Regions from separate parts of the Homo sapiens genome. Here all the other regions are linked to region 1. A link is a loop called in an ENCODE intact Hi-C map of the cell type or tissue named here. Cell type or tissue: B cell. All regions are shown on one strand. Region 1 has its middle 56 kb from the start of SF3B1. Region 2 overlaps ANKRD44 (ankyrin repeat domain 44). Region 3 overlaps ANKRD44 (ankyrin repeat domain 44). Region 4 overlaps ANKRD44 (ankyrin repeat domain 44). Region 5 has its middle 13 kb from the start of ANKRD44-DT. Region 6 overlaps ANKRD44 (ankyrin repeat domain 44).

Region 1 (5,000 bases):
CACAATGCCCGGGTAATTTTTGTGTTTTTTTAGAGATGGGTTTTGCCATGTTGGCCAGGCTGGTCTCGAACTCCTGGGCTCAAGTGATCCACCTACCTCAGCCACCTAAAGTGCTGGGATTACAGGCGTAAGCCACTGTGCACGGCCAGATAGCAAAATATTTGAACTCTTGTGGATGTGGATAGAATGCATACAGAACATCCCTGGTGTGATTCCGTCCTGCGTGGCTGTTCTCTGGAGCAGCGTTCGTTTATCTCCGTCCTCCTTCTCTCCCACCTAAGTGCGTGCCACCATCTGATGGAAGATTCAATGGACATGGACATGAGCCCCCTGAGGCCCCAGAACTATCTTTTCGGTTGTGAACTAAAGGCCGACAAAGATGATCACTTTAAGGTGGATAATGATGAAGATGAGACCAGTTATCTTTAAGAACGGTCAGTTTAGGGGCTGGTGCAAGGGATGAACTGCACATTGTTGAAGCAGAGGCCATGAATGATGAAGGCAGTCCAATTAAAGTAACACTGGCAACTTTGAAAATGTCTGTGGTGGCTCACGCCTGTAATCCCAGCACTCTGGGAGGCCGAGCCGAGGCAGGCAGATCACAAGGTCAGGAGATCGAGACCATCCTGGCTAACATGGTGAAACCCTGTCTCTACTAAAAATACAAAAAAAATTAGCCAGGCATGGTGGCGGGCGCCTGTAGTCCCAGCTACTCGGGAGGCTGAGGCGGGAGAATGGCGTGAACCCGGGAGATGGAGCTTGCAGTGAGCCGAGATTGCGCCACTGCACTCCAGACTGCGCAACAGAGCGAGACTCCATCTCAAAAAAAAAAAAAAAAAAAAGAAAAGAAAAAAAAGAAAATGTCTGTACAGCCAACGGTTTCCCTTGGGGGCTTTGAAATAACATCACCAGTGGTGTTAAGGTTCAAGTGTGATTCAGGGCCAGTGCATATTAGTGGACAGCACTTAGTAGCTGTGGAGGAAGATGCAAAGTCAGAAGATGAGAGGAGGAGGATGTGAAACTCTTACGTATATCAGGAAAGTGGTCTGAGGTGGTAGCAAGATTCCACAGAAAAAAGTAAAACTTGCTGCTGATGAAGAAGATGATGACGAAGATCACGATGATGAAGATGATGATGATGACTTTGATGATGAGGAAGCTGAAGAAAAAGCGCCAGTGAAGAAATCTATTCAAGATACTCGAGCCAAAAATGCACAAAAGTCAAATCAGAATGGAAAAGACTCAAAACCATCATCAACACCAAGATCAAAAGGACAAGAATCCTTCAAAAAACAGGAAAAAACTCCTAAAACACCTAAAAGGACCTAGTTCTGTAGAAGACATTAAAGCAAAAATGCAAGCAAGTATAGAAAAATGTGGTTCTCTTCCCAAAGTGGAAGCCAAGTTCATCAGTTATGTGAAGAATTGCTTCTGGATGACTGAGCAGGAGGCTATTCAAGATTTCTGGCAGTGGAGGAAGTCTCTTTAAGAAAACAGTTTAAACAATTTGTTAAAAAATTTCCATCTTATTTCATTTCTGTAACAGTTGATATCTGGCTGTCCTTTTTATAATGCAGAGTGAGAACTTTCCCTACCATGTTTGATAAATGTTGTCCAGGTTCCATTGCCAAGAATGTGTTGTCCAAAATGCCTGCTTAGTTTTTAAAGATGGAACTCCACCCTTTGCTTGGTTTTAAGTATGTATGGAATGTTATGATAGGACATAGTAGTAGCGGTGGTCAGACGTGGAAATGGTGGGGAGACAAAAATATACATGTGAAATAAAACTCAGTATTTTAATAAAGCAAAAAAAAAAAAAAAAAGAATGCATGCAGAACACAAGGCAACCGCCAGCACTTTAGTGTGCCTTGGATACCCCTCCAGGGCCCTTTTGCTTGCCTTTGTCTTGGCCTCTGACCTGGCCATACACTGAGGCAATGGGAGATGAAGTGGCCCGGGGACCAGCAGTTGCCAGGCAGCGGAGTAGCAGCTGGGGTGCTCAGAGTATAATTCAGTCCCCTCTTGCTATTGCCAGAACTTACCACCCTCTTCCAGGGGCCTCTGCCTTGGCACATGCAGTTGCTACTATCCAGAAAAGCCCTTTGCTTCCCCTTCAGCTGGCTGGTCCCCGCTAGTTCTTTGAGAATGGACTCCTTCGACTTCATTAGGACCCCCCTGGCGAAAGTGCTGCATTGACGTGCTCCCCCAGCACCTGGGGTGCACACACTTCTCCCTTGCTCTACGACGTGGAAGTCATCTGTTCAGTCGTCTTCCCCGATGGTCTGTGAATGGATACACAACTCACGCCCCCAGCACCCATCTGCCGCTCCCTGTACATGTGCAGACGGACTCAGTGAATGACAGCCGCCGCCTGAATTATTTCAGACAGGTTATTACTGCTGGGAGTTGTGCAAGAACTTCTAGGCAGCCAAGCAAGTAGGCATATTTTTAAGCAAATAATTCAATGGTCTTCATTCACAAGGTGGGAGAGTATTCTATTTCATCACCTGACAGAGCGTAAAACTGCTGTTCTGTGAAAACCTTTGTTCAAAATATTCTATTTCCTGTAACATTCTTAGCTTCTGACAGGGGGCAGCAGAGCCTAGGAAAACAAAGGCTGGCCCCGGTTAACTGGTGGCTTGCACACCTTTGGAGCCAGACCTTTAATGATTTTTGGGAGAAACCAGCCCTTGGTATCTGACAAACCTTACTGTTGAATAAAGATTGTAAGGTAAAGGCTGGCTTTTATTAACTTAACATTCTTTGAAGGCACCGCAAACAACTAACTGTTTTTATAAAAGGAAAAAAAAAAGACAAAAAATAAGGCAAATAACCATCTTTCTCATTTTATTACAGTCTTTAAATAAGATGGATGCTTATTTTTTGCCAGCAACTTGTAAAACGATGCTAGAGCATGAAATATTTCCAGCTGGTGTTAGGGAGAATGTCGAGATTTACAAATTATGACCAGATGCTGGGGCTATTGTCTCCTCATCCCCATCATCCTGGAAAAAAAAAGACTTAGTAAATAATAATAATTTTTAATAAACCTAGGCCAGGCATGGTGGCTCACTCCTGTAATCCCAGCACTTTGGGAGGCTGAGGCAGGCAGATCATTTGAGGTCAGGAGTTCAAGAGCAGTCTGCCCAACATGATGAAACCCCGTCTGTACTAAAAATACAAAAATTAGCCGGGCGTGGTAGCACGGGCCTGTAATCCCAGCTACAGGAGGCTGAGGCACAAGAATCACATCAACCCAGGAGGCAGAGGTTGCAGTGAGCCGTGAGCGAGACTCCATCTCAAACCAAACCAAAACAAAAAAACCAAAAAGCAATGAAAGCAGTTGAGATAATAATGAAAGCAAATAGCCAGAACCGAAATCCTCCTTGCCCCACCCATTATGGCATGAACCCTTGGGGGCCCAGGCTCATGCTTTCTGTCCCTACGTCCAGTGCCCAGCAGGCCTGGTGTGTGGCAGCAGGTGCTTGGCACACGCACATGGAATTGAAGGAACATCTCTGGCCTGTTCACATCTTAGTTCTCTAGGGGAGTTTCTAAGTCATATATGACACCCAATTGTCCCATAAATACACTCCATGGGGAATTTGCATTCAGAAACATGATCACCTTAGGCACGTACTATATCCCACAACTAACTTCAGGGAATCTGCTACTTTTCCATTCTTTAAAACTATGCAAAGGAGAGCAGGGGAAAGAAAAGAGGGAGGAGTCCATATGCTTGCCCATGGGTTTGCACAGGTAAGAGACACACAGGTGGGCTAGATCTGATTGGCAGTAATTTGGCCCTCAGTCCACATGGTCACCTTGAAACCAGGAATACAGAAGAGGTCTGCAGGGTATCCTAAGGTTCTCTGATGTCTGTCTCTGCCTTAGTCTAGGAGTCCTAGTATAGTTCAGCAGGAATTCCCTCATGTTCTCCTTTCTAGCATTGCATAGCACATTACATGAAGCTTCCTATTTTCTTACTATGTTTGTGTTTAGATTTCTGCCTCCAATACTGTCAGGTTCTGTTTGTACTTCTCAGAGGAAGATTTTTTTTTTTTTTTTTTGAGTCAGAGTTATGCTTTTGTCGCCCAGGTTGGAGTGAAATGGTGCCATCTCGGATCACTGCAACCTCCACTTCCCAGGTTCAAGTGATTCTCCTGCCTCAGCCTCCCAAGTAGCTGGGATTACAGGCCTGTGCCACCATGCCCGGCTAATTTTTGTATTTTTAGTAGAGACAGGGTTTCACCATGTTGGTCAGCCCATGTCAAACTCCTGACCTCCAGTGATCCGCCTGCCTCAGCCTCCCAAAGTGCTGGGATTACAGGCGTGAGCCACCACACCCGGCCCTCAGAGGTAGATTTTTATCTTTATTTTTTGAGACAGTGTCTTGCTCTGTCGCCCAGGCTGGAGTATACAGGCACAACGTGATCATGGCTCACTACAGACTTGACCTCTTGGGCTTAAGTGATCCTTCCGTCTCAGCCTCCTGAGTAGCTGGGACTACAGGCACACACCACCATGCCCAGCTAATTTTTAATTTTTTTTTATAGAGACAAGGTTTCACTATGTTGCCCAGGCTGGTCTTGAACTTCTGAGCTCAACTGATCCTCCCTCCTCAGGCTCCCAAAGTACTGGGATTATAGGCACGAACCACAACGCTTGACCCAGAGGTAGATTTTAAAATGGGGTTCTTGGCAGTTAGTAAGAGCCTGGCCATTTCTTTCAACAATAACTCAGAGCCTCTTACATTCAATTCACCTTCCTCCCTACTCTCATTTATGGCTTCACATGATTCATCCTGCTTATACAGACAGGAATCTCTTAAGGGACAGGACAGGTATTAAGACACCTTTCCTGGTAGATGAATTAGTTGAGACTCAGAGCAGGGACATCCCGGGCCTGCGGGTCACCTAGAGTGTTAATGGCAGTACTGAGAAGAGAATCCCCTTATCCAGGTGCTGCTGGAGCACCTTGGGGTGCTCATTCTTCAGTGA
Region 2 (5,000 bases), 290 kb after region 1:
GAGCTTTGCTAATCTTTCTTATCACTACCTCTGCCAACTGTCATATATTAAGAAATTCCTGGGCTTTCAAAAATGGTAGAGGTCTGCAAGGCAAAGATTGTTTATGAATTAATTCATGAGATATCCCAGAGGCATTTTTTTTTCCTTTAAGTACTTTACCTATGGCTGATTCTGCTTTCACTGCTGTTGGCATGTTTAAAAAATAATCCCTGCATGCAAGCATGTTTCCCAACTCTTAAACCAACTGAAAGGTTGAAATACACTTCAGAAAAAAATCTGTTCCAGCATGCTAAGATTATTCCTTTGCTTCTATGTTTTGTCCATGAGTTCTATCTGCCTGTCGATTGCCCTACTTATCTCAAATTGGTTTCATAAATTTCTATCCTGGGATTAAAAAATGGGACTGTGGTTCACCCAGGGCTGAATGTGAAAATAAATCCTTCTTGACTTCACGGTTCTTCCTATAAAATTGCCAAGCTTGAGCAGTTCCCATTCGTTTCCATGACAACCTCTTTCTGACTACAATTGCTTGCATTCTGGTTTTTCTACTAACTGATTTTTCTGTCTCTGCAATGTTTCTTGTGGTTTAACTAGGACAAAAGTATAGCATAGTATCCTTGTTTAGTAATGAGCACGTGCTGTCTGCAGGCTTTGAAATAGACACCCCAGATAAATTTGGAAGAACGTGCCTTCATGCTGCTGCTGCAGGAGGGTGAGTAGTTACCAATTCTAGTTAATTTATGAGTTACTAATTCATCTTTATTGACTTGACTTAAGTTGTCTGTGAATCAAAGGCAATTTCCTTAGTAAAATAAGAATCATTTCTACTAATTATCAAATATCACTATGTTATATTTCCACATCACAAGCATTTTGTTTCACCAAAGAAAAATTATTAGCCCATTTCAAATAGCAAATAGTTCTTCTTTTGTTTTCTTCTTTCTCTTTTCTTTTTTTAAATTATAGATTTTCAGGCTATAGAATACATATCAGTTACCCCATACACCAAAAGACAATAATTTGAAATTTGTTCCTAGGTTTTTCCTCTTTTGTTGCTGTTATGTGGGTGATAATCAAGAGAATCAAAGATTGAATTAATTTATGTTCATTTACAGACATTTTTGTCCTTGTTTCAAATCTAATTTTTAGTCTTTTAATGATTAAATGTGAACATAGGTCAAGAAAACCCAAAAGACAGGCAAGAAGTGATTTAATCCTTACCTTTTTTTAAAGTTGTAAAGAGAATTTTTCATCAGCTACTTTCTTTTCACTTACCAGTGGTAAGATTGAAGCTCTGATCAATGTCATTGATATATGTGACCACACATTGACTAAACATGGCATCTCTTGGATGACCTTGTTTGGGGAAGATGTTGGTTCTTAATCAGTTTCCTGGTCCTTAAGGAACAGTAATGCTTCTCCATTTGTCATTTGTATATTACCAAAGGCATTACCTATTTATCAGAGGTGGATAAATGGTGACACTTTAGGGCTCCTTATTTACATGAGTCCCTTCTGAATTCTTATAACTAAATTTGTATTCATAATTTTGTATTATTTTTAAAAAAGACCCCTTCCCCCTACCTCAGCCCCCAAATTGTATGAGCTTCATGAGCCACACAAGTTGGATCTGCCACTACCCTTGATCCTTTGGCATCATTCAGTAAGAGACAGGTGCTTTATATCAGCTGGCATGCTACACCAACACATACTTATTTTAAAAAGTTCTTACATGTTATGATTGAAAGAGCTATTTCTCTGAGAAGGTGGCTATAAAGGGTGGGTGTGGGGTGAGGAGAGCCCTGCTCAGGTTTATCATTGAGATCATTTTTCTTATTTAAGTTATAGTAATAATTCCAGGCCACTTCTAGCATCCTAAGTTTAGAACAATGATGGACAATTGTCTCTTTTGTATGCTCACATTTAAAAAATATCAGACCTGTACAGAAAGTGACAACATACAATTCCAGATTCATGTCTGAAATTCCTATTAGAATTACTATTTAGCTACATGCCCTTTAATAGGAAAAATCACTTTGATGGGTCCTTTTCTCTCTACTAAATATGATTTATTGCTTCTGCAAATGATAAAGAAGCTATGGAAGATCACTGTGCTCCATGACATCATTTTCAGCCTTGGTTCTGCACATTTATTTGCATAAATTACAAAGACAGGGAAATACAGTTGTTTTATTTTCTATTAAGGAGTATCTGGGTTGAAAGTGGTTATCATGGTGAATTCATTCTGCTGTGATAGAAGGTAACGCCCATCCACTCTGGCTCATTGTTTAAAGGTGACATGAAATTATTATAGGTTTAAGTGGTTGTTTCATAAACTCTTGACGGTTTTGGAAAAAGAATTTTAGGATAAATGATGAAACCATCACTGGAGGGTTTAATCATGTAATAATCATTAAATTTCTTAGTCATGGAATTAAAAATATTCCACCAAGCTCTTTAATCTATTGATTTATTAGCTTTGAAAAAGGAATCATAGGAACTTTAGATCCTTACAATATGTCATTACTCTAGTATGTTCAGGTTTTTATTAGCGGAATTTAGACCAGGAGCTATCTTTTCATCTGGTCCTGTACTCTGCAGAAAATAGCTCTTGCTGAAGATAGGCCAGTAATTGATCTCTTCCATCTTAATGATGTTTTCCCTGTCTTTCTAGTAATGTGGAATGTATAAAACTCTTGCAGAGCAGCGGAGCAGATTTCCATAAAAAGGACAAGTGTGGGAGGTATGTAATCAGAGAGTTGTGCTTCAAGTGCTTAAATAAGAGGAACTGGGAGTGGTCTATGTAGTAATCAAGTTAGGTTGAAATGGTAAACCGGGAAGTTAGCTGGGGGGATTCCATCCTCCTCGGAAGGAAGTCCCTTCTCATAGAGGTTGCCAACAAAGCAAATAACAAGTCACAAAGAAAGCATCTCCACTCACAGCTGCTGTTTAGATGTGCCAATTGTCTCCCTTTTTTTTTTCAGTTAAAAGACAAAACAAAACTCCTACATGGATATAGTTTGGAAAATTCTGTTTCTAGCAGAGTGGAACACATAAATCCTAGTCTTAAGATCTAGAATATTTTATTATATGTATTGAACATTTCATCTTGGGATGAATTTTCAGACATGTTTAAAACATTAAGTGCACACACACCACCAATGGGTCATAGAACTCTTCTTACCTTAATGGTCCTTTATGTAAGTAAATGATGCCATGATGCTAGCTGGTACATGGATATATATTTTTCATGTATATATATAATTTTTTTTCCCATTGCATCTCTTTACCCTTCCTTTCTACATGTACCCTCCTTCTCTGGGGTTGCCACAAATTTCTCTTCTTACCAACTTGTCTAAGGCAACTCCTACCCGCCCTTTCAGATTCATGTCAGTGACACCTCCTTGTGCACCGATGGCATGCCCCTCTTCTCTGCTCCCCTAGCACCCTAATCCTTCATGACTGCAGAGTACCTCACACTATTCTTATGGACTCTCACTCCTTGTGTCTCTCCCTGTTATGGGAAAGGGGTCCCCATCCAGACCCCAAGAGAGGGTTCTTGTATCTTGCGCAAGAAACAATTCAGGGCGAGTCCATAGAGTAAAGTGAAAGCAAGTTTATTGAGAAAGTAAAGAAGTAAAAGAATGGCTACTCCATAGACAGAGTAGCTCCAAGGGCTGCTGGTGGCCCATTTTTACGGTTATTTCTTGATTATATGCTAAACAAGGGGTGGATTATTCATTCCTCCCCTTTTTAGACCATATAGGGTAACTTCCTGATGTTGCCATGGCATTTGTAAACTGTCATGGGGCTGGTGGGAGTGTAGCAGTGAGGATGACCAGAGGTCATTCCTGTTGCCTTCTTGGTTTTGGTGGGTTTTGACCGGCTTCTTTACTGTGACCTGTTTCATCAGCAAGGTCTTCATGACCGGTATCTTGTGCCGACCTCCTGTCTTATGTTATGACTTAGAATGCCTAAGCATCTGGGAATGCAGCCCAGTAGGTCTCAGCCTCATTTTACCCAGCCCTTATTCAAGATGGAGTTGCTCTGGTTCACATGTCTCTGACATCCCCACCTGACTGTGAGCCTCCTCAGGACAAGAACTGGGTATCATTTTCTCCCTATCTTTGGGCCCCGTCGTGAGGTTCTTACCTAGTAATTTTCAGTCTAATTAAAACATATGCAATCTAATATGTAAAGTATTTAAAATTTCTTTTGAACCAAAGAGGAGAAAAATCAACTAGTGAGAGAGCCCATAAGTTGACTATAAAATATGAAATAATTATACTTGAAAACTGATCATTTGTTTATTATTCTTTGACTATCAGCTGGTCATACCAGAAAAACTGCTGAACAATCGAGAGCTAAAAATAAGTAATGTACAGCAAATTACTTTATATTTCTGTAGTCTTGCCCTTTACGAGGTGCTTGTGTTTTCTGATACTAACACTATGAGGTATGTGGGGATGCTGTTACCCCTTTTAATAGATGAGAAAGCTGAGTCCAAAGAAACTAAATGATTTATACATGTACACAGAATTTTAGACCTAGAAGGACCTTACAGCCTTTATCTTTGGGCTCTGTCATGAGGTTGTTACCTGATAATTTTCAGTCTAATTAAAACATATGCAATCCAATAGGTAAAATATTTAAAATTTCTTTTTTTTTAACTAAAGAGGAGAAAAGTCAACTAATGAGAGAGAAACTAAATGATTTACACATATACACAGAATTTTAGACCTAGAAGGACCTTAGGTAGGGCACAGTAGCTTAAAAGTTCTTGTTGAAATAAGGGTGAAGAAGTCAAGACCCAGAGAGGGGATGTGATTTAGGCCAGCTTGCACATCTGCCAATGCCAGAACCCAGGGCTTCTGATTTGGATTTGGATTCGGATTCTGCATTGTTCTTCCCATTAACCAACATCCCTACCCTCAAGGAGCTTGCAGTTCAGTGGGGAGGATGAGACAATACACCAGTGCTAAAATCAAGGCAATATGTGA
Region 3 (5,000 bases), 190 kb after region 1:
AATTCTGATCATGAATTATATATATATTATATTACATGTGAGAGAAAGTACCAAGCTGCGAGAATCAGGAAAACTAAGTTCTAGTCTCAACTTTGTCACTAACAGGCAAATCATTAGACTTCGTCACAGCTCCAAACAGGGAATTCATTTCCTTTGTGTCTATCAGGAGATCACAAAAGAAAGGTGTAACTACATGTATTTATGACAACCTTAAGTAGTAAAATTACAATCTCAGGTCCCATTAAGCTGGCATGAATATATGCAGTTACCTTTTGATTAGTCAAGAAGAAATGATGTATTAGTTCAGTGAGTTATTGGCTTTATAGATTAGACTTCTGAGTACAGAGGGACTGTGTGACAATTTCGAGGTTGCTGAGTGTAACAAAGGCCAAGTCATGCTCAGTTTGATTTTTGCTCCCAGGCCTGTAAAAGCTTCTCTCCCAATATGATGGGCCCCTCTGCTTTAGAGGTGGTGTTGAGTGGGTTATAATCCTAACTCAATTTATTTACTCTGTAGTATTTTAGGAAATCTTTCAAGATCTCTTATTTTTCCTTTTTTAGGATGCACATAAAGGTACTTGTCTATGAAGGTTTTTGAGCTTGTTAAGGTAAACAATCATCCCTGTTTTTATTGCGTGCACACCAGGCATCTGGCCCCGTGCTGGGGGTGTTGCATATGTTGTGTTATTTTTTATTATTTATTTATGTATTTATTTATTTTTTGAGATGGAGTCCCTCTCTGTTGCCCAGGCTGGAGTGCAGTGGCGCGATCTCGGCTCACTGCAAGCTCTGCCTCCCGGGTTCACGCCATTCTCCTGCCTCAGCCTCCTGAGCAGCTGGGACTACGGGCGACCGCCACCAGGCCCGGCTAAGTTTTTTTTGTATTTTTAGTAGAGACGGGGTTTCACCGTGTTAGCCAGGATGGTCTCGATCTCCTGACCTCGTGATCCACCCTCCTCGGCCTCCCAAAGTGCTGGGATTACAGGTGTGAGCCACCGCGCCTGGCCGTTACGTTATTTTTTAAACACATCTATAAAATGGCTATTGTAACCCCATCTTAGAGATGAGAAAACTGAAACGGAAATGGATTGGATTTAATAATTGGTCAGTCTGATACCATAGCATTAATCTTTCTACTATGGAAAAAAAGGAGGTCAATAAAAATTAACATTTTAATCAATAAAAATTAACATTGCCTCCAGATTTCAATTTAACTGATACTGTTATTCCATCACTTCCTTTGGCCCAACTTTTTGTCTGTAACTGGTAACAAAGTTGAATTTTGTTTTACTTTGGGTTGGCCATCGGGTGAGGGTGATAACTAGTGGTATTAAAGAGCAGAGAAACACCCAAAGAGAATCTCAGGAAAGGAAGGAGCAACAAAGGATTAAATGTTCCAAAAATTGGGTAATTGGGGTAGTTGGTCCTTGAGTAACTATTTCATAGTCAGTACCCATGTGTTATTTTCATTGGGAAAAGATTAGGTAATAAATTAATTTTCTCCATTTTCTAATTAGATGTAATTCTTTTTTCATAATGTTAAATATAGAGTTAACAAATATGCTACTTGGAGGGCATGACTATAACATGGAATTTTATGTTTTTTCTGTTTTTAATAGTAATGGAAAATATTATATATATTTACTCTGCAGCATAGCCTGTAGGAGACATTTTCAGACATGCAGTCCTGCCTCACTCCCTGATTTTTTAAAAAATGTATTTATAAGGACTCAGTATATTTTTGTATTGTCCTTATGGTACTTAAGAGGAACAGATTTTGATTTTATGATAATCATTATCTTTCTGGGATGGAGTGAACTTCTCAAGTAAAGGGTGATCTATATTCAGGAAGAACTCAATGAAATCCTTGCAGGAGATCATACAGCAGAACTCACATGAATTCAGTTAGCAGGTTTTGTTCATTAAATCTAGTGACTTGAACAAATTTTTATTATCCTTTCACAAAAGTGCAAGCACTGGCTCCTACAAAAAACAGTTGTTACCTAACGAAGTGTTTCAGCTTGTTCATATAAGTTGATGGCTTCATATGGCTAGATTATTGCTGTATCAGCTATCAGCTACTGATAACACACTCCCATCTTACTTTAATGACATATGTACTCAGAATGCTCAAGGAGGGACAGATGTTTAGGAATATCAAATTTTCCTTCTTGGCTATTGATTGATTCCCAACACCCATTTCTGATTGGAATGCAAAATGTTTTTCTTTTAGACTTGGAGTCTTTATTTTCCCGATCTAATCAGAAAAACACAAGCAACACACCAGGATCTAGAATGAAATGCTGGAGCATCCCTGGATGCTGCTTGGGCTTATTACCATTGACTGTAGTTACCAATGCTCAATGACAGCCTCTGTCACTCTGCCTATCTTCCAAAGCCAATTCATTAGTACAGAGCATGCAACTCTGGCAAAGGGAAAGTGAAATATACTATACAGTGGTTTTAGCAAAAATCAAAATGGTGGTTTCATTAGGGGATTTTGCGGGATGTGGGAGGGCATTGATGACTTCATAGCCGGATGGAGTGGATACTCTAAACTAGCTTGGCTCTCTTTGTAGAACCCATGATGGGCTTCATTCTTAAATGGAGGGTGTGTCTGATGACATCAGTAGCATATTTTTTTCATGGAATTGACATAATAATTGAATTGGATTTCACAGATGATGAAAATGATACCTTAGCACGTAGGTTTTAGATAGTTTTATTCTTATTTCTAAAACCTGGATCCTCAGGGATCAATAGGAATTTTTTGTGTTTGGTGTTTTTTTGTTTGTTTGTTTTAGTATGTGCATGGTGTGCATGTTTACTTATGACTAAGAACTCTTTCAGAAGCTTGAGTTCTTTTATGTTTTTAATGAAGTGGATTTTTCAATTACCTTACTTCCTTAATTACACATCCTGAACCTTTGCTTTTACCTCCCAGGTAACAAATTACCATCTTGCTCCCCCTAGTGGAATTTTGACTCTACTTCAAAGTTTGAGAATAACTATCCCTAGTACATATTTGATTTAGCATTTTATTTTTGGAAGTCTGGTATTTTCCCAGTTTGTTTTCAGGGTGAGAATAAAAACAGAATATTTTATTGGATGTGCCGATAGGGGATGTGGGTAGAGAAAGTGGCTTTCGGCTGATTAGATTTCAGTTCCAAGGGTTAGCAAGTTCAGCTACAAAATTTATAAGATCAAGGGGTCTTTCTGTTCCCCATTTCTATCTTAGAGGGGTCAAGTGTCATCAGCTTGGCAGACATTCACCTCTAGAAGGCAGCCGTCAACACTCCTGGAAAGGTAGTAGGGGGCTAGTTGTTGGTGATTTTGAAGGCAAGGACAGGTCCCATCTGAACAACAAATCCCACTTGTGCTTTTGGTAAATTTGGCCCAGGAAGTGTCCTTCTGTCTTCTGAATCTACCAGAGGCACTGCACCAATATCTGCAGCACTGACAATCATTTTGCAGCTGCTAAGCATGCTAAGAAAATTCTAGCAATTGAAGCTAAAAAGACTGCATACCTCTCTTAGGAATTTAAATTTCTTTAGGGGATGATGATCAATGATTTCATGGTATCTGAATCTCCTTTTTTCCTACCACTATTTGTTTTTCTCAATTTTGACCCTTGTTACAATTTTGTATTTATTCAACTCTGTACCCTACTGTACACAAAGCACTCGTGTTATATATGCTAGTGCTAAAATGTGTGAAACTTTAAAAAGAAATATCTGTATATGCCAAGGCTTGGGACTCTGCTCTTGTGCAGGTAGGACTTTGCTTCTAAGCCTTATTTAAGTTAAGACAAAAGCTGCAAAAGTTATGATGGTTGCCAAATTAATGAACAACAGAATATATGTCCTTAATACTTATGAGCAAGAATATTGTAATTAGAATATTCTTTGCCTTAAACATCATATAATATAGTATTTAGATATATCTTTTCCCCAATATTTTTTCTTAGGTTAAGTGTTTACCTGGGGAAAAATAAAACAGCAGGATCTCATTAAAATTCCAACAAAAAGGAGTGCCAAAGTGCTCTCTGGGAATGTTTTTGGGAGTGTGGAGAGAAAAAAAGAAGAAGCAGTCATAATATTTAAAAAATAAATATTACTTGCTCAAGAATCATTATGCATTCCATTCAGTAATTATATCCATACAAACACACAGCTTCAGTTGAAGCAAAGCACGTTATCTGTGAAGTTCTAGTTTGAAATCCCATGATGCTTAAATTCATAATTGTGAAGGCGATGTCTCAGTAGCCACATGGCACAGTTGAGCTAGAGATGTCCATATAGCAAGGCTTTGGGATGTGGAGAACAGCTGCTTTTTTATTCCACGGGAAGTAGAAGGGGTTTGTGTATGACTCAACATGTGTCTCTATGCATGCATGCCTGAGTGTAGATAGGTATGCATATGTACCTAGGTGCATATGTATGCATATATGTGACTTCAGTATTGGAAGAGTTATAATGATAGCTCAGCCTCTTCTTCCTAATGGCTCCTGGGGATTCTGTGCCTTGACAATTCTCTATAAAGTAGCTTTTAGCAGCATTAGTCCCAGAGGCACCACTCCCTGCTGAGGACTGTGCTGGCGCCCTTCTCTGGAAGCTTTTTTGGGATGCCTCTCCTTGGTAACATTCCAGCCATAGCTTGGAATGCTTGCCTTTCTTCAGAAGTGTGAGGACGGAGTGAATGCAACAGAATGTATGTATTCCGTACACTCGCAACTGGGAGACTCTGCTCACCTCATTATGTTCCCTTAAAGTGACTAAGTAGTGGTGCATTAACTACTGTGTTGGGTTTGTTCCCCGGAATCTTAACTGTTCAGCTGTTGATTGACTACTCCTGATTTAACATGAAAATCTTGTCAGACACTGCCTCTACTTATCGTTCTCTGGTTGTGGAGGTTTGTTGCTTGTTTTCTTTTAAGGTCCAAAAAGGCAGAAATGCACACATGAGCATTTGGCCATGAGCACAGCAGATGGAGAATTATG
Region 4 (5,000 bases), 210 kb after region 1:
TAGGTTCACAGCAAAATTAAGCAGAGTTAAGAGACTTCCCCTATACCACCTGCCCCTACACATGGTTGGCTTCCTCCCGCTATTAACATCCCACCCAAGAGTGGCACATTTGTTACAATCGATGAACATCATCATGACAAACCGACACTTGACGATCACCCAAAGTCCATAGTTTACATGAGAATTCTGTCTTGGTGTTGTACAGTCTGTGGGTTTTGACAAGTGCATATCTTACATCCACCATTATAATATCATACAGAATAGTTTCACTGATCTAAAAATCCCTTTTGTTCTCCCTAATCATCCTTCCTTCTCCTGTTTCACTGAATTTTAAATTTCATTTTATTTAATTTTCTCATATAACCTAAGTAAGAACAGCCTGCCAGAAATGTAAAAGTAGTTCCAGTTAGACTGTCACTCCAAAGCCCTCCCAAACAGACATTCTAGCATAACCACTGACTATATTAGCTCCTTTGATCATCTGTCCCTCTACTTGAGAGCTGCTGTGTTTAGCACAACTGCCCAAAGTTTATGTCAGGGTCTGTGGCATTAGATCCTGCAGTTTCAAATCTTGTTGATCGCCAGCTTCCTTCTCCCATCACTCTTTGGCCACTATCATCTTCAAAGAAAACTCGGAAGTTCCTGAACAGATTCACCTCTGTACTCCTAAGGGCTGGGGGTCTTCTGTGGTTCAGATGTCTGATTATAATAGAAACAGACCTGTTTGCTTTTAGAGAAGCAAATGTTTTCTGTGTTCAACTGAGCTTGTAAAATTTCATTAAGAAACTAATCATTAGCCCTGATTAAACAAACGCTGGATGCTTGGCATGAATATTTTAACTTCCTATTTCTAAGCTGCCTCAGCCTTCTCAAGTACTGATTGTCAGCTGGGACCAATAATTTACCTGCACAGTTTGCCACTCCATCATCAGGGAATCTCCACCACCCCCGGCCCCATCAACTAGGGGAGAAAACTAAGGCTCTTCCAGTGCCCCAAACATGAAGCCGCTTCTCTGATGCTCATTAAAGAAACTTTCACAATTTAAATAGAGAATCTCACTGCTGCCTACTCTAATACAGGAAAGAGACTCTAAACTCTGCATCTCATTTTAATTCAACTTGAAATTGCCACCAGTTTCTACCCTTCCATATTTGCCTTCATGAACATTTCAGACTTTAACAAAAATCTGATCTTTTTACTGATATTAAAAAGACATATGAAAATGTGTTTAGCATTAAGCATTTATTTTCAAGTCTAAGAAAGATAAAGATGCACAAAGCTTAAAGAAGTTGCTGCCAGTGACTCAGTCATTATTAATATTGCTCTAGGCACAATGAATTGGAATGGTGTTAGAAAGATTTTCTCTAGGGAAGACTACATTATGACAGCATTTTCCAAAGTGTGTTTCTCAGAGTCCAGAACAAGTCTGACAAGTGTTTAGGAGGGAAAGAAAGGGAGTTTTGTGGCCAAGTAAACTTGGGAAGCACTTCTACCACAAATTTCCTTGTATTTTAGTGATTTACAAGGTAACTGTCATATTAAAGGTTCTGAGAATTCCTGCCATAAGGGAATCTGTTTAACTTTCTTGAACACCGTGTTTCTCAATGTCATTTGGCTTTGAATGCCTCCCAGTTTTTTTTTTTTTTTTTTTTTTTTGGAAACAGGGTCTTGTTCTATCGCCCAGGCTGGAGTGCAGTGGAATAATCATGGCTCACTGCAGCCTCAACTTCCTCGGTTCCTACAAACCTCTCACCTCAGCCCCCCAGGTAGCTGGGACTACAGGCACACACCACCATGCCCAGCTAATTTTTGTATTTTTTGTAGAGATGGGGTTTTGCCATGTTGCCCAGGCTAGTCTTGAACTCCTGGACTCAAGAGATCCATCAGCCATGGCCTGCCAAAGTGCTTGGATTACAGGCATGAACCACGTACCTGGCCTCCTCCCTCTTTTTTTTAAAAAATTTTTAACAGCTGGGATGATCCCTCAGAGCCAGTGGAATATACCTCGAGACATACTGCTCTAGAATTAGAGTCTCTGGAATAGTCTGTGGCAGTGGTTCTCTAACTTGAGTGTGTATCAGAATCCTGGAAGGCTTGTTAAAATACAGATTGATGGGCTTTACCCTCAGAGCTTCTGATTTGGGAGGTCCAGGGTGGGGCCTGAGAATCTGCATTTCTAGTAAGTTCCGGTGATGCTGATGCTGCTGGTTGGGGACTGCACTTTGAGAACCATTGGTCCGTGGTCAACTGGGAGGAAAACAGATGTTCTGGAGGTGGGAGTGGAGTAGGGTATCACAATCCACTGCTACATAGTATGCAAGTAAATTTATTCACTCAACATATACTGACAGAATCTGCTATGTGTCAGGCACCATGACAGGTGCTGGGGTTGTATTAGTGGTGGACACAGGCCTGGTCCTTGCATCAGGAGTTTACAGTGTATTGGAGAGAAAGGAAGTAAACAGGTAAAGGAAATGAATGAATAGGTACTTATAAACTGAGAAGACTGCTATGAAGAAAGCCAAGTGTGCTATGATACTAACAAAAGGTAGTTAGGAAAGGTCTCTTGAGGTGGCAGTGACATTTAAGCTGAGACTGGCCATGAGAAATTGGGGGCCATGAGAAGATTGGGGGGAATGTTTCAGGCTGGATAAAGACAGGAGCAAAGGCCCCAAGGAGGGTTAGGGGAGAGAGTGCAACTTCCCAGAAGAAAATTAAGGCCAGTGTGGCTGAAGGAGAGTGAAGGAGGGGGAAGGTGGTAGAAAAGGAAGTTGGAGAGGAGACAAGAAAGGGGCCGGTCATCAGAGCTGAGCGAGGAGTTTGGATTCCACTTAGGTGCACAATGTTCTGGAGAATATTTTGGAAAGTCACTCTGGGTGTTGTGTGAATTACAGATTGTGACAGGGAGAGTAGAAGCTGTGAGAGCAGCAGGAAGACCATAGTTGGGGTCAGGGCAGAAATGATGTGCCTGAAGTAGGGTGTTTGCAGTGGCCATGACGCCATGTACTCATGAGCTCTAGGGGGCGCCACTCACATGGATTACGGTACTTCTAACCTCTACATGGGGAGAGCTGCAGATTGCTTCCAAGTGTGTCATGAAGGTAGACCACTCAGGATTTGATGATGGATTCAATGTGAGGGGCAAGGAAGAGAGAGCATCTAAAAATGAGTCCTGAGTTCCCAGCCTGAGCAATAGGGAGAAGAAGGGGAAGAGCTAGAGGAGGAGAAGGAGCAATTCATTTCTGAGAGAGGAGACAGAACTAAAGAGTTGCTTCGCAGGGGACAGCAAAGTGACAATTGCCACCATTATTCTGCACATGTAGTAATTGGCTGTTTGCTGGTACACAAAGGAAATGATGATGGGGTTTAATAAATCTTGTTGTTAGAGTCCCCTGTATATTTTAATAATCAATGACTGCCTGGTTACCCTGAGTTTGAAAATAAATAAGGCCATTTAACACTAAACATAATGTTGTCTTTCTATAATAATTCAGAGAGCACTTCAGAATCTCACAGAGACTTTTACTATTGCAGTATAAAAACCACCCCAAAGTTTAGTGGCATAAAACAGCCAATTGATGATGCTCATGGATTTTGTGGGTTAAGAATTCCAACAGGCACAGTGGGATAGCTTTTCTCTGTTCTGTGGAAAGACTTGTCAGCTGGGGTGACTTGACAGATGGGGGCTGGAATCATCTAGAGGTGACTTCACTCACATGTCCGGTGGCTGATGCTGGCTGTCAGCCTGAACACTTCTATGTGGCCTTTCCATGTGGCCAGGGCTTCAGTTCAGCAAGGCAGCCACAAGGTTGTTGAACTTGTGACAGGGCGGCTCAAGGCTCCAAAGACAAGTCATTTTTGCAAAACTCTTGAATCTCTGAATTATATGTTACAGGTAGCTAAATTCATGTTCTGCCCAATAGAATGCTAGATAAAAAGAGATGGCTCTGCTCAACATGCTGCCTCTGGGATAGTCTCACTCTTAGGGAAGAAGAGTATGGTAAAGGGGAAAATCTGCATGTTTTGCATGAAACCAGATGACAAAGATCATCACTTTGGCTGGAAGACAGTCATGCAGTTAACAAGTATTTTTTCAGTTTCTTCCACATGCCCAGCCACGGGAGGTGAAGCAACCAAGTATAGTTCATGCTTATTAGAGAATGTTTGTAAATTAAGACATAGAAGAATGGTCTTGAACTATTTAAAAACATCACCTGGATGTAGATTTCCCAAAACCCCTGCTCTTAGATGCATTCTGGTGGGCTTCATTGACAAAGTAACAATACACAGTATTTTCTTTAACTGTAGAAATTATTCTTGATTTGGGTTCTGGGAAGTCTTCGATGATTGGAAGATACCCATCTAAGATAGATGGTCTAGCTCTTAGATAAGATCCTTGATGTAAGGTATGTAGATTCCAAAAAGGGGAATATAGGCATCTTAGGAAGTGTGCCAGATGATCCACTGGGGGCAATGAAATATCTACTTCAATCTGTTTTTAAAAAATTAAAATGTATATTTTATGTGTATCTTATTGCATATTAAATATGATAATATAGTGGCATGTATATGAAGTTTATGAAAGAATAAAAATGTATGTGTTCAAAAAGACTTTTTTTTTTTCTTTTGGCTGATTGGTGGCAGGCGCTGCTGAAAGGCAAATGTCTTATTTCTACCTTATAGCTAATGCTTTTCAAACTTTGATGTGCATACACATCACCTGAGGAGGCTTGATTTTTCTCAGCACAGTGCAAGAGTGACTGGAATTTGGGAAAATGATTCACACAGTATAAACTCAGACTGATTTATAAACAAAAATACCACATATATTAATTTCTATTAGCTTAAAAACTAGACCTGTCACTTATGATGTTATGCTTTTATTCTTGGACAAAGTAATTTCTCTCAGGACACTATATATCACATAAGAATTGACTTGATTTATCTTGAAAAGAAAATATTTGGTTCCTAAATGGTATTTGCAAGAAGTCAATATAGC
Region 5 (5,000 bases), 55 kb after region 1:
GAGCCTGGCCCTCGAAGAGTCTACACTAGAGTGGGAAACAGACAACTCATTGTTGTTTAAAGTGGAAAGTCCAATAGAAGTGCTTATATCAGGTATAGACATTGTACAAAGGATTAACTGTGTCTGGGGTGGTGAGGGAGAGATGGTGAGGAATTTACAGCACCTAGCACTGTGGATGGCACATAGTAGAGACTCAATAAATGTTAGTTCCCTTCTCTCCTTCCTTTATTTATTTATTTATTTTTTTGAGACGGAGTCTCGCTCTGTCGCCCAGGCTGGAGTGCAGTGGCATGATCTCGGCTCACTGCAAACTCCATCTCCCGGGTTCACGCCATTCTCCTGCCTCAGCCTCCTGAGTAGCTGGGACTACAGGCAGCTGCCACCACGCCCGGCTATTTTTTTGTATTTTTAGTAGAGACGGGGTTTCACCGTGTTATCCAGGATGGTCTCGATCTCCTGACCTCGTGATCCGCCCAACTCAGCTTCCCAAAGTGCTGGGATTACAGGCGTGAGCCACTGCGCCCGGCCCCTCTCCTTCCTTTAGATATAATGTGTTGACCGTTATATACAAAGATTATGATGCCACTGTGTCCTAACAGCAAGGAATTATGAATTTAGCATTCCTTTCTGGCCAGGTGGGGTGGCTCATGCCTGTAATCCCAGCACTTTGGGATGCCAAGGCAGGTGGATCACTTGAGGTCAAGAGTTCAAGACCAGCCTGGCCAACATGGTGAAACCCCATCTCTACAAAAAACTACAAAAATTAGTCTTGATGGCCAGGCTTGATGCGGGCTCCTGTAGTGTAGTCTCAGCTACTTGGGAGGCTGAGTCAGGAGAATTGCTTGAATATGGGAGGTGGAGGTTGCAGTGAGCTGAGATTGCACCACTGCACTCCAGCCTGGGTGACAGAGTGAGACCCTGTCTCAACAAAACAAAACAAAACAAAAGGAATTATTTTCTTGTGGACAGTTAGCACTAATTCCTCTATATTTAGAAATTTTTGATTCTTCTGGGGACCAGTGACCAATATTTACAAAATTGTTCAACAGTTTAATGGGTAAGCTAGGAACAGAAAGCAGACCCACAAATTAATAATCAACTATAAACTTGACCCTGGATATAAGTGTACCAGCCACATTTGTGAGAGTTCCTGAGCCAGGTTTCTGTTTTTGTTTCATTTCAGCAGCATAGAAGGTCACCAAACTTCTAAAAGCAACACTTATTAAACTTTTCCTAGGCCCTCAAAGAGCATAAGTGAATAAAGACTTATTCCTAGAGCTTGGGAGTGTGAAGGTTTGGTGAGGGGTGGATTGGAGGGAGATAGTGTGGAGAGGTCCATTGCAAACACAAAATGCGTGGGGTCTCAGGTTGATTTAAAAGATGTATGCAAATGTTACACTCCATGCCATACTATATCTGTTTGCTTATGTAAATATGAAAATACTGCTTCAAGTTACCTACCAAGTTAAGTGACTTAATTCCCCGAATCATTAAATCCAACTGATGCCCAAGGAAGAAGGGCTGTGTTTATTCTTTGACTATCTGAGCCCCTCGTTCACCATTTTCAGCAACTTGGTCTTTTTTACAAAAATTAATTAATTAAATAAATGAACAAATATCAGAAACTTGATCTTAATAACATATATATCTTAATATGTGTGACAAAATTGATATATATTATGTATATGACATATAAATCAATATACAGCACTGGTTGTGTGACCAATTAATAAGCGGAAGTTGTAGCTTGATTACTACATTCCTCATTTCCCACCTTTTGAAACATTCTGGCTTCTCATCCTAGTTCAGAAATAAGATGCAGAATTTGCACTCACTTCAGCAGCACAGGCATTAGTTCTTATACATGATAGGGTGGAAATGTGTCTCTCTTGCTTCTCTCTGCAGAAAATCATCTCATTCCTTGTCACTTTCTCATTATCATAATGCCATACCAATTGTTCAGTCTCCTTCTCTCTCATTTACGTATTTCTTTCCATTTTTCAAAGCATTTTCATATACATTTTATTATATGATTCTCCACGGTATTGAGGACAGGCATCCTTAGCCTCATTTGACTAGTAGTAAACTAAGGTTTGATGAGATTAAATTATTTACTCAAAGTTACATTCATTCAAAAGTATTTGCTCTGTATCTACTATGTGCCAGATACTATACAATGAACTAGAAACATCAAGGTGGATTAAACACAGTCCATGCCCTAAAAGAGGGAGACAGAAAAGTAATCCGGCAATTATAGGATGAAGGGATAAATACAATAATAGGGGTTAAGCAGAGGGCACTAAACATAAACCTTAGGGATACTCCTAATCCAAACTTGGGAGGTGAAGTGAGTAAGGGAAAATTCATGGGGTTAGTGATATCTAAACTGAGATCTGAAGTACAAGATTAACCAGAAGAAAATGATATCGAGGTGGGTAAAAGTATAAACAGGAAACAGCAATATGCAAAGGCTCAGAGAGAGAAGAAATATGCATCGGGGAGCTGCTTTCAGCACAGTGTATAAAGTGTGACACGGAGGCAAGGTTGCCCTGTTTAGGCACACAGATTGTGCACTGCACTACTCCAGCAGTTATCATTCACAGACTAGGCTGGGAATGGCATCCCCCAGAGTTGAGCAATGTGGCTTCTCTGCAAGAAGAATGATGGGTGGGGAATGTGAGGACTCTGAACATCATGCATGCTGAGGTGTTTGTAAACAGGCTGAAGGCAATGGAAAGCCATTGGAGGGGTTGTGGCTTGATTAGGCTTGTCTTTCAGAAGATTGTTCTGCCTGTGGGGTGGAGAATAGATCAGAAGAAACCAATGCTTATCAGCCTTCCAATCAGTAGATAAACATGAGACTGGCCTGGAGTGAGGTCCAGGAAGATCAGAGTTAGGGACAGATTCAAGAGATTTAAAGAACGTGGATTGACAAGACTCGGTAACTGGCAGGATGTGAGAGATGAGAGGGAAACGGAGATACCAAGTGTGAGCCCCAGCATTTGTTCTTAGATCAACACTGGGTCCAGGGTGGTGTCATTTACCGAGGAGGGGGGAACACTGGAGGAGGAAGATTATTAATTTTTGTTTTGGACATGCTGAGTATGAGGTGATTTTGAGACATCCGAGAGAGAAGCAGGCAGCTTGGTGGGACTGGAGGTCGGGAGAAACAATGAGGGTCTAAGACAGAGTGTTGTCAGCATGGACCTGTGTGGAACTGATCAGAGTCATTGTGGTTTCAGGACAGTGGGCTCAGGGGCACCCTGTGGAGTGGCGGAGGAGGTGAGGAAGTGGAGATCAGAAAAAAAGAGACATTTATTTTGAGAAGTTTGGCTGTGAAGGAGAAGAAAGAGGGGCATTTAAATTTTGTGAATTTGGGCCTGGTGCGGTGGGTCATGCCTATAATCCAAGCACTTTGGGAGGCCGAGGTGGGCAGATCACTTGAGGACAGAAATTTGAGACCAGCCTGGCCAACATGGTGAAACCCTGTCTCTACCAAAAATACAAAAATTAGCTGGGCATGGTGGTGCACACCTATAAACCCAGCTACTTGGGAAGCTGAGGCAGGAGAATCACTTGAACCCAGAAGGCGGAGGTTGCAGTGAGCCAAGATTGTACCACTGCACTCCAGCCTGGGCGACAAGAGTGAGACTTCGTCTCAAAAATAAAATAAAATAAAAAAATGTGAATTTGGGCTATCAATTTTCTGCAGGAAGGTTGAGAATGGTTGCTGAGACTCTACAGTGTCCTGGTGAAGTTTAAGGACCATAATTGCATGCTAAAATGCCCAGTCAGGGTTTTTCTCTCTTTTAAAGGAGCTTGGTGCTTCCATCTACATTTCTTTGCAGCTTCTCTTCTTTCCTCCCTCCTTTATCCCTTTGTATTCTATGGTGAATCTTACTTTCTCACCTTCCACTGTTTTATTTTTTCCAGGACAGCTGTCTGAAGAAGTTAAAAATAAATGGAATAACATTTTTAAAACCACAGTAAAATGCAGAAGTTTTAATACAGAACAAACACAATATTCATTTCAGCAATGCCTCAGAGGAGGCACTGTAATAACTTACTTCTTTTTTTTTTTTTTTCTTTTTTGAGGCAGGGTCTGGTTCTGTTGCCCAGGCTGGAGTGCAATGGCATGATCATAGTTCACTGCAGCCTCCACCTATTGGGCTCAAACCATCCTCCCACCTCAGCCTCCCAAGTAGCTGGGACTGCACCAAGCCCTGCTAAGTTTTGTATTTTTGGTAAAGATGGAGTCTCACCATGTTGCCCAGGCTGGTCTCAAGTTCCTGAGCTCAAGTGATCCTCCCACCTTAGCCTCCCAAAGTGCTGGGATTACAAATGTGAGCCACTGTGCCTGGCTAACTTACTCCTTCTACTTGTTCTATTTCTCAATTGTTTTTTCTGTTGTTGGTTTTTATACTTTCTGTAGGAGGTGAGATTACAAGTAGGCATTCACAGAAAAACTTAGTATATATTGAATAGAATTGCCAGCTAATATTGCCTCCAATTGCATGCTTTTAAAATCAAGCAGTTTGTCATTATTTATCGAATTCATGCAAAGAAGTGTAAGGCATGTCTAGTACCCATTAGAAGTTTATAATGAGAAAAACAACACATATAAAAAACAAAGCATGTGAAATTATGGAAGGCTAACACCCATAAAACAAAGAGAATAGATGATCAATAGCAAATAAAACAATGAAATATTTAATCGAATGATACTGTTTATAAGTTTGTTAGCAGGTCAAGGAAAATAAGGATCAAGAGCCAAGGAAGGCATTCCCTGGGATAAAGATAATAAATTTCAACAAATCAACACTAAAAGTAACTTTATAATATTGATTTAAAAAACCGTATTTCTTCAATTCTAAGGTGTCATCTTTTCACATTTTAATATCATAGATATAATAGCTAACATTCATCTTGCACTTACTTTGTACCAGGTTCTGTTACATGCGCTTTACATGTGCTGACTCACAGAGTATGGTGTATTTCAT
Region 6 (5,000 bases), 270 kb after region 1:
TCTGGTCCTGTTTTTTGACTTCATGATATGAGTTTAATTGTGATAAAATAAAGATATACTTTACTGATACAATAATCAATTGATGGTTTACTTATAATTTGTAAATAGGTAGAACATGAGAAAGTATAAAATATTTTTTCTTTTCCATTAGAGACTACATTGTAATTTCTGTAGCATCTCAAGGCTCTTTTAGCAAGCATTCAAAGTAAGCGTTAAAGAAGGCACTAGACATAGAGCTGTGCTGGATACAACTTAGAAAGACAGACTCAGAAATTGCCATTGCCAGGTTGTCTACCTCCTGTTCACTGACATTTAGCCTGTGCATGGTCTCAATTCTTTTCTGTCTGCAGGCTCTTAGATCATTTAGCTCTAAGAGATGGGAGTTGAAACATGTCTGCTTGAAGTGGACCAGTTCCCTTCTCTATATGTACCAGGACCAAATTATGGAATAGGTTGTGTTGGAGAAGTTGAAGGTGGAAACTGGAATGGGCAAGAGTAGGCAGTGATAGGGACGGTACTTAGAACGTTGGAGAAGTAAGGGAAAGGAGAGGAATGAGTGAGCCAACCACGTTCCATCTCTCTTGCCCTTAGAACCATACAAAACAAAACAAAATAAATTGGACAATGTGTGGCTTTTTCACACCAGTATTTTAGGAGGCTCTTGCATTGAATTAGGAAGACTTATTGGGTTTCTCACCTTATTTGACCCCACCCCTAACCGCAGGTTGGACTTAATGTTATCCCATAGAGCTTTTATTGCTCTGTAGTAGGGCCACTGAGCTCTGTGACCCCAGGGGTGTACCATGCCACAGAGAACATTATGCTTTCAAGACCCTGGGGAACAACAATGTCTGTAAATTTAGGGAACGTATATGGGATATTGGAAGATGAGGAAAGAAGGCATTAGGAATAAAAGAAAAAGTGAATGGATTTCTGAGGAGACTGGTGGTCAAGAAAATATAAACACTGCTTTTAGTTCAAAGATTAATCTTCCTTAGGCAATGCTGAGTTCTGCCCTGAAAGAGTACTAATATTTGTTGTAAATATTTTAATCCTCAGTATTTTTCCTTTATGACTTAGGGCTTGATTATGCCTAACTCAATAGAAGTGCTTCTTGCTTAATTAAATGGATTATCAAAATAACAATAATTTCAAAGCCCTAAATTCTATGGGAAAATGTAGCTAGAAAATTGGAGGGAGACTAGAAATTAAGAAAAAAATTTTCATAAAAGCTTTGAATAGATGGAAGAATTGCACATATTCTCTCTTTTGAGAACGCAAGGAATGTTTTATCTTTTTGTGCAATTCTAGGAATAGTAGCAACAGCCAGTACCCCTGCATGATAAATTTCAATTTCTCAGATCATGAAACTCAGTAGGGTTCCCTAGTCTCAACTTTAATGTTCTGAGTTCTAACTTTTAAGAATTATATAAAAAGTATTATCCTTTTGAGTTTCATTGGTTTTCTATAGCTTTTTGAAATAATGAGCTCCCTTTACACCCATACCATGTGAACAAAGTTGTCCCAAAATGGCTGCCATGATACTCTTAATGCTTTCTGTCCCAATTTCCCCACCTTATCTACCTGTTTCCCTATGTGAAGAAAAAAATATCAGCTATAGCCTGGACTCAGGCTATAGATGAACCCAGGCAAAGATCTGCAAAGATGGATGCAAAGCAATTGTCACCACTGATCATATGGCTGTTCTTTGCATTTTACCTAACTTTGGTCATCTCCATTTACTTGTCCCTTTACAAGTGCACAAGCACTCTCAGAGAAAAGAAGGTTGTGGTGTTTGCTATCCCTGAAATGGGCCTGGCTTTGCCCACCACACACTTCAGAGATCACTTCTGCTTTGTCTCTCTGCCTGCAACTTAGATAGCTACCACCAAGTTGGTGGTTACTCCTTGGTAAGGCCTTTAAGCTCTTTTATAGACATGGAAAATTGCTTAGCTGAATATTGTGAAGATATTTTCTAAATGCTGAAGTATTTATAGCTTTAGATATATTTAATTAATAATTACTTATGGTTTCATATTAAGAGAAAACACTGGAGCAAAATTTAAAGAAATAGCACCACCTAGGGACAAGTTAATGCCAACTCCACAATTTCTGCCTTCTCTCGCCTTAGTTATTTTGAAGTGTCATCACTTTTTAATTGGAAGGGGGTGTTTTAAATCCTTATTCCAAAGTAGTTCCCAGGTGTTTCAGTCCTTGGAACTGTGTGCAGTCCCGACAACTAAGGCCTAGCTCTGGAATCAGATAACTTTTAGGAGCTCTCCTTCCCAGTATGTCTCATGGTCAGCGATGGTTTTGTATCTCATTCTCTTGATTGCTCCAGTTTTTCCTCTAAAAGTATTATCAAGCTTCAGCTCTCCTTTCTCAGTCTGTTCTGATTCAGATTATACTCATAGAAGATGGAGAAAAGATCCTATTATTTCTTTTCTTCCCACATCTACCTGAGAATATTGAATTATAATGATACATGTTTTTTTTTTTCAATTAAGATGAACTTACCGTTCTAATTAACTTTTTTTTCTTGGCACAGACTATGTGTAATTCCTTTTTTATTTCTAAGGAATAGACTTATAGAATATAATAAAATGCTTGTGTTAAAACCTTGGTTTTATAACCTATTTTAGCCCACAGTCCAAAGCAGGGGTTAAAAATGGGACCCTCTTACCCCAATTCTGTAGTTCAGGGTTAAGGTACAGAATTCATATTTCTTTTTCTTTCTTTCTTTTTTTTTCTTTTCTTTTTTTCTTTTTTTTTTTTTTTGAGACGGAGTCTCGCTCTGTCGCCCAGGCTGGAGTGCAGTGGCACGATTTCGGCTCACTGCAAACTCCGCCTCCCGGGTTCACGCCATTCTCCTGCCTCAGCCTCCCAAGCAGCTAGGACTACAGGCCCCGCCACCACACCTGGCTAATTTTTTGTATTTTTAGTAGAGACGGGGTTTCACCGTGCTAGCCAAGATGGGCTCTATCTCCTGACCTCTTGATCCTCCCGCCTCGGCCTCCCAAAGTGCTGGGATTACAGGCGTGAGCCACTGCGCCTGGCCCAGAATTCATATTTCTAACAAGAATCCTGGGTGATTCAGACGTGGGCAGTCCTTGGTCCACTCTAAGAAATACTTACCTAAATTATTATTTGTTTTCCAAGATGGAGTTTTTAAAACAGTCATTTTAAAATACAGGCATTTGGATTTCATCACAAAATGAACATGCATTTTTAAAACCTCGTATTTTAATCTCAGACTTAGAGAAATTTTTCCTCTGAGACTTATAAAAATAAGTGTTACATAGATTTTTTTGATAACAATACTTGGATGAAAATACATTCTCTCTATTGGGGATACTTTTATTCTAAAATAACAGTAATATTTTCTTTTGGGCCTATTTTCAGAAGAAATTCTGTAAATTACTATTTCTTAGTTACATATGGTATCTTGGTATTTAGTATAATGATGATTGGTATATAGCTGTTGTACATTTTCTGTGTTTTGGCTTAATCTGTGTCAGGAAATTTCATAATTTCGATCATGAATAGTAACAAATATATGAATTCAGCACACATTCCCAGCTGGTCATTCAAAAGGCAGTTTCCTAAACAGTTGCATGCCTTAGTCCTGTGACTTCTAATGAGTTAAGTAAAGTAAGAGATTCTCTTTTGGAACAATAAAAAATTATGGTTTTGTTTTTTTCTGTTTTTTTCTTTTTCTTTATTCTTTTGTTTAAATTTTTTCTTTTTTGTTTTATTTTATTTTAAAAGTGATTTTTTTTTTAAATGGAATTATAATGGAGGGAATAGTAGAGGGTTCCAGATCAGTTTTCTTTTCTTTTTTTTTTTTGAGACAGAGTCTCACTCTGTCACCCAGGCTGGAGTGCAGTGGCACGATCTTGGCTCACTGCAACCTCCGCCTCCTGGATTCAAGCAATTCTCCCACCTTAGCATCCCCAGTAGCTGGGATTACAGGCATGCGCCACCATGCCTGGCTAATTTTTGTATTTTTGGTAGAGATGGGGTTTCACCATGTTGGCCGGGCTGTTCTTGAACTATCTCAAACGATCCACCTGCCTTGGCCTCCCAAAGTGCTGGGATTACAGGTGTGAGCCACCACGACCGGCCTCAGGTCAGTTTTAAGAGTTGCAGTGATTCAGAGCCATTTGGTCAGCTTCAGCTTAAAGAATACCATGCAAGGTAACACATTTGTCTTTTTTGTGTACTATAGACAAAGGTTGAAAAAAACACCTTGAAGGAAACTTCCTTCTCCAGTAGATCACAGGAGAGGAATAAAGGTTTCAGATAACTGTTTCTCTAAGCTTTTAAAACATGTGATGTTATGCAATAACTTGAGAGGTCAGGTACATTTTATCTTTTCCTTTCAAAATTATCTTTGCCTCTTGTAATTGTTGATCATACTTTTATTTTATTTTATTTAGAAGAATGTCATTCTGTCACCCAGGCTGGAGTACAGTGGTAAAATCCTAGCTCACTGCAGCCTCATGTTGATCATACTTAAAAAATAAATAAATAAATGAATGTTTTCAGGGCATTATTAGGAGTGTCCATAGGGGTATTTCAGATGGGTGTCACTGGCTCATGAGCACCTCCATTGTTTTTCTCTCCCTCTCTTTTTTTTAGAGTAAAGATGGCAAAAGTCCACTGCACATGACAGCTGTCCATGGAAGGTTCACACGGTCACAGACCCTCATTCAGAATGGTAAGAGAGATGCTTCAGTAGTGTCATTATTTCGATAGTTTCTTGTTGTGAATTTGGCTGTCAGTCACCTGCATATGAAAGTCGATGCCCTGTTTTGGAGTTTTAGTAAGCATGCAATTACATAATTCTTTGATGTACTTTGCTAAAAACTGTTCATCAGACATGTCATCAACATCCACCTTAATAGTAAAAACATAAAGCCACAGTTTCACAGTCAATTTGGAGTCAGGCACAGAGCATGAGCTTTGAAATTGGAAATGATGTATTTATGTAGGCTCAA

Evidence for each region. A loop is a pair of places that touch in the nucleus more often than their neighbours do. Peaks named below come from ENCODE experiments on the same cell type or tissue, not always from the same donor. Only the 100,000 strongest peaks of a DNase experiment are listed, where the experiment ranks them.
Region 2: it touches region 1 in a loop (2.2-fold over the local background); 9 of 110 quality-filtered maps call a loop at or near these places.
Region 3: a loop joins it to region 1, with 12 times the contacts of the local background. A loop is called at or near these places in 85 of 110 quality-filtered maps.
Region 4: a loop joins it to region 1, with 4 times the contacts of the local background. A loop is called at or near these places in 5 of 110 quality-filtered maps.
Region 5: a loop joins it to region 1, with 2.9 times the contacts of the local background. A loop is called at or near these places in 32 of 110 quality-filtered maps.
Region 6: a loop joins it to region 1, with 17 times the contacts of the local background. A loop is called at or near these places in 100 of 110 quality-filtered maps.

The regions. Positions count from the first base shown.
Region 1 is chr2:197,376,190-197,381,189 of GRCh38, reverse strand. It overlaps the pseudogene NPM1P46. Among named protein-coding and RNA genes, the nearest start is that of SF3B1, 56 kb to the left of the region's middle. In B cell, CTCF peaks have their summits at 2,412 and 2,612; a DNase peak (open chromatin) is centred at 2,599; H3K27me3 peaks cover 323 bases.
Region 2 is chr2:197,084,423-197,089,422 of GRCh38, reverse strand. ANKRD44 (ankyrin repeat domain 44) reads left to right here. Exons shown (of 28, transcript NM_001195144.2): 12 at 649-712; 13 at 2,675-2,743. Among named protein-coding and RNA genes, the nearest start is that of ANKRD44-AS1, 110 kb to the left of the region's middle. In B cell, no CTCF peak of the experiment used is centred here; a DNase peak (open chromatin) is centred at 2,842; H3K27ac peaks cover 4,905 bases.
Region 3 is chr2:197,189,605-197,194,604 of GRCh38, reverse strand. The region is part of intron 1 of ANKRD44 (ankyrin repeat domain 44); the gene reads left to right. Among named protein-coding and RNA genes, the nearest start is that of ANKRD44-AS1, 5.9 kb to the left of the region's middle. In B cell, CTCF peaks have their summits at 2,781 and 2,988 (motif pointing left); DNase peaks (open chromatin) are centred at 2,604 and 2,964; H3K27ac peaks cover 3,216 bases.
Region 4 is chr2:197,166,848-197,171,847 of GRCh38, reverse strand. The region is part of intron 2 of ANKRD44 (ankyrin repeat domain 44); the gene reads left to right. Among named protein-coding and RNA genes, the nearest start is that of ANKRD44-AS1, 29 kb to the left of the region's middle. In B cell, a CTCF peak has its summit at 3,021 (motif pointing right); DNase peaks (open chromatin) are centred at 99 and 3,027; H3K27ac peaks cover 4,614 bases.
Region 5 is chr2:197,321,142-197,326,141 of GRCh38, reverse strand. No RefSeq gene overlaps it. Among named protein-coding and RNA genes, the nearest start is that of ANKRD44-DT, 13 kb to the right of the region's middle. In B cell, no CTCF peak of the experiment used is centred here; a DNase peak (open chromatin) is centred at 2,611; H3K4me3 peaks cover 1,398 bases; H3K27ac peaks cover 656 bases.
Region 6 is chr2:197,110,486-197,115,485 of GRCh38, reverse strand. It overlaps ANKRD44 (ankyrin repeat domain 44), which reads left to right. Exons shown (of 28, transcript NM_001195144.2): 9 at 4,642-4,720. Among named protein-coding and RNA genes, the nearest start is that of ANKRD44-AS1, 85 kb to the left of the region's middle. In B cell, CTCF peaks have their summits at 1,875 and 2,075; a DNase peak (open chromatin) is centred at 1,945; H3K27ac peaks cover 2,322 bases.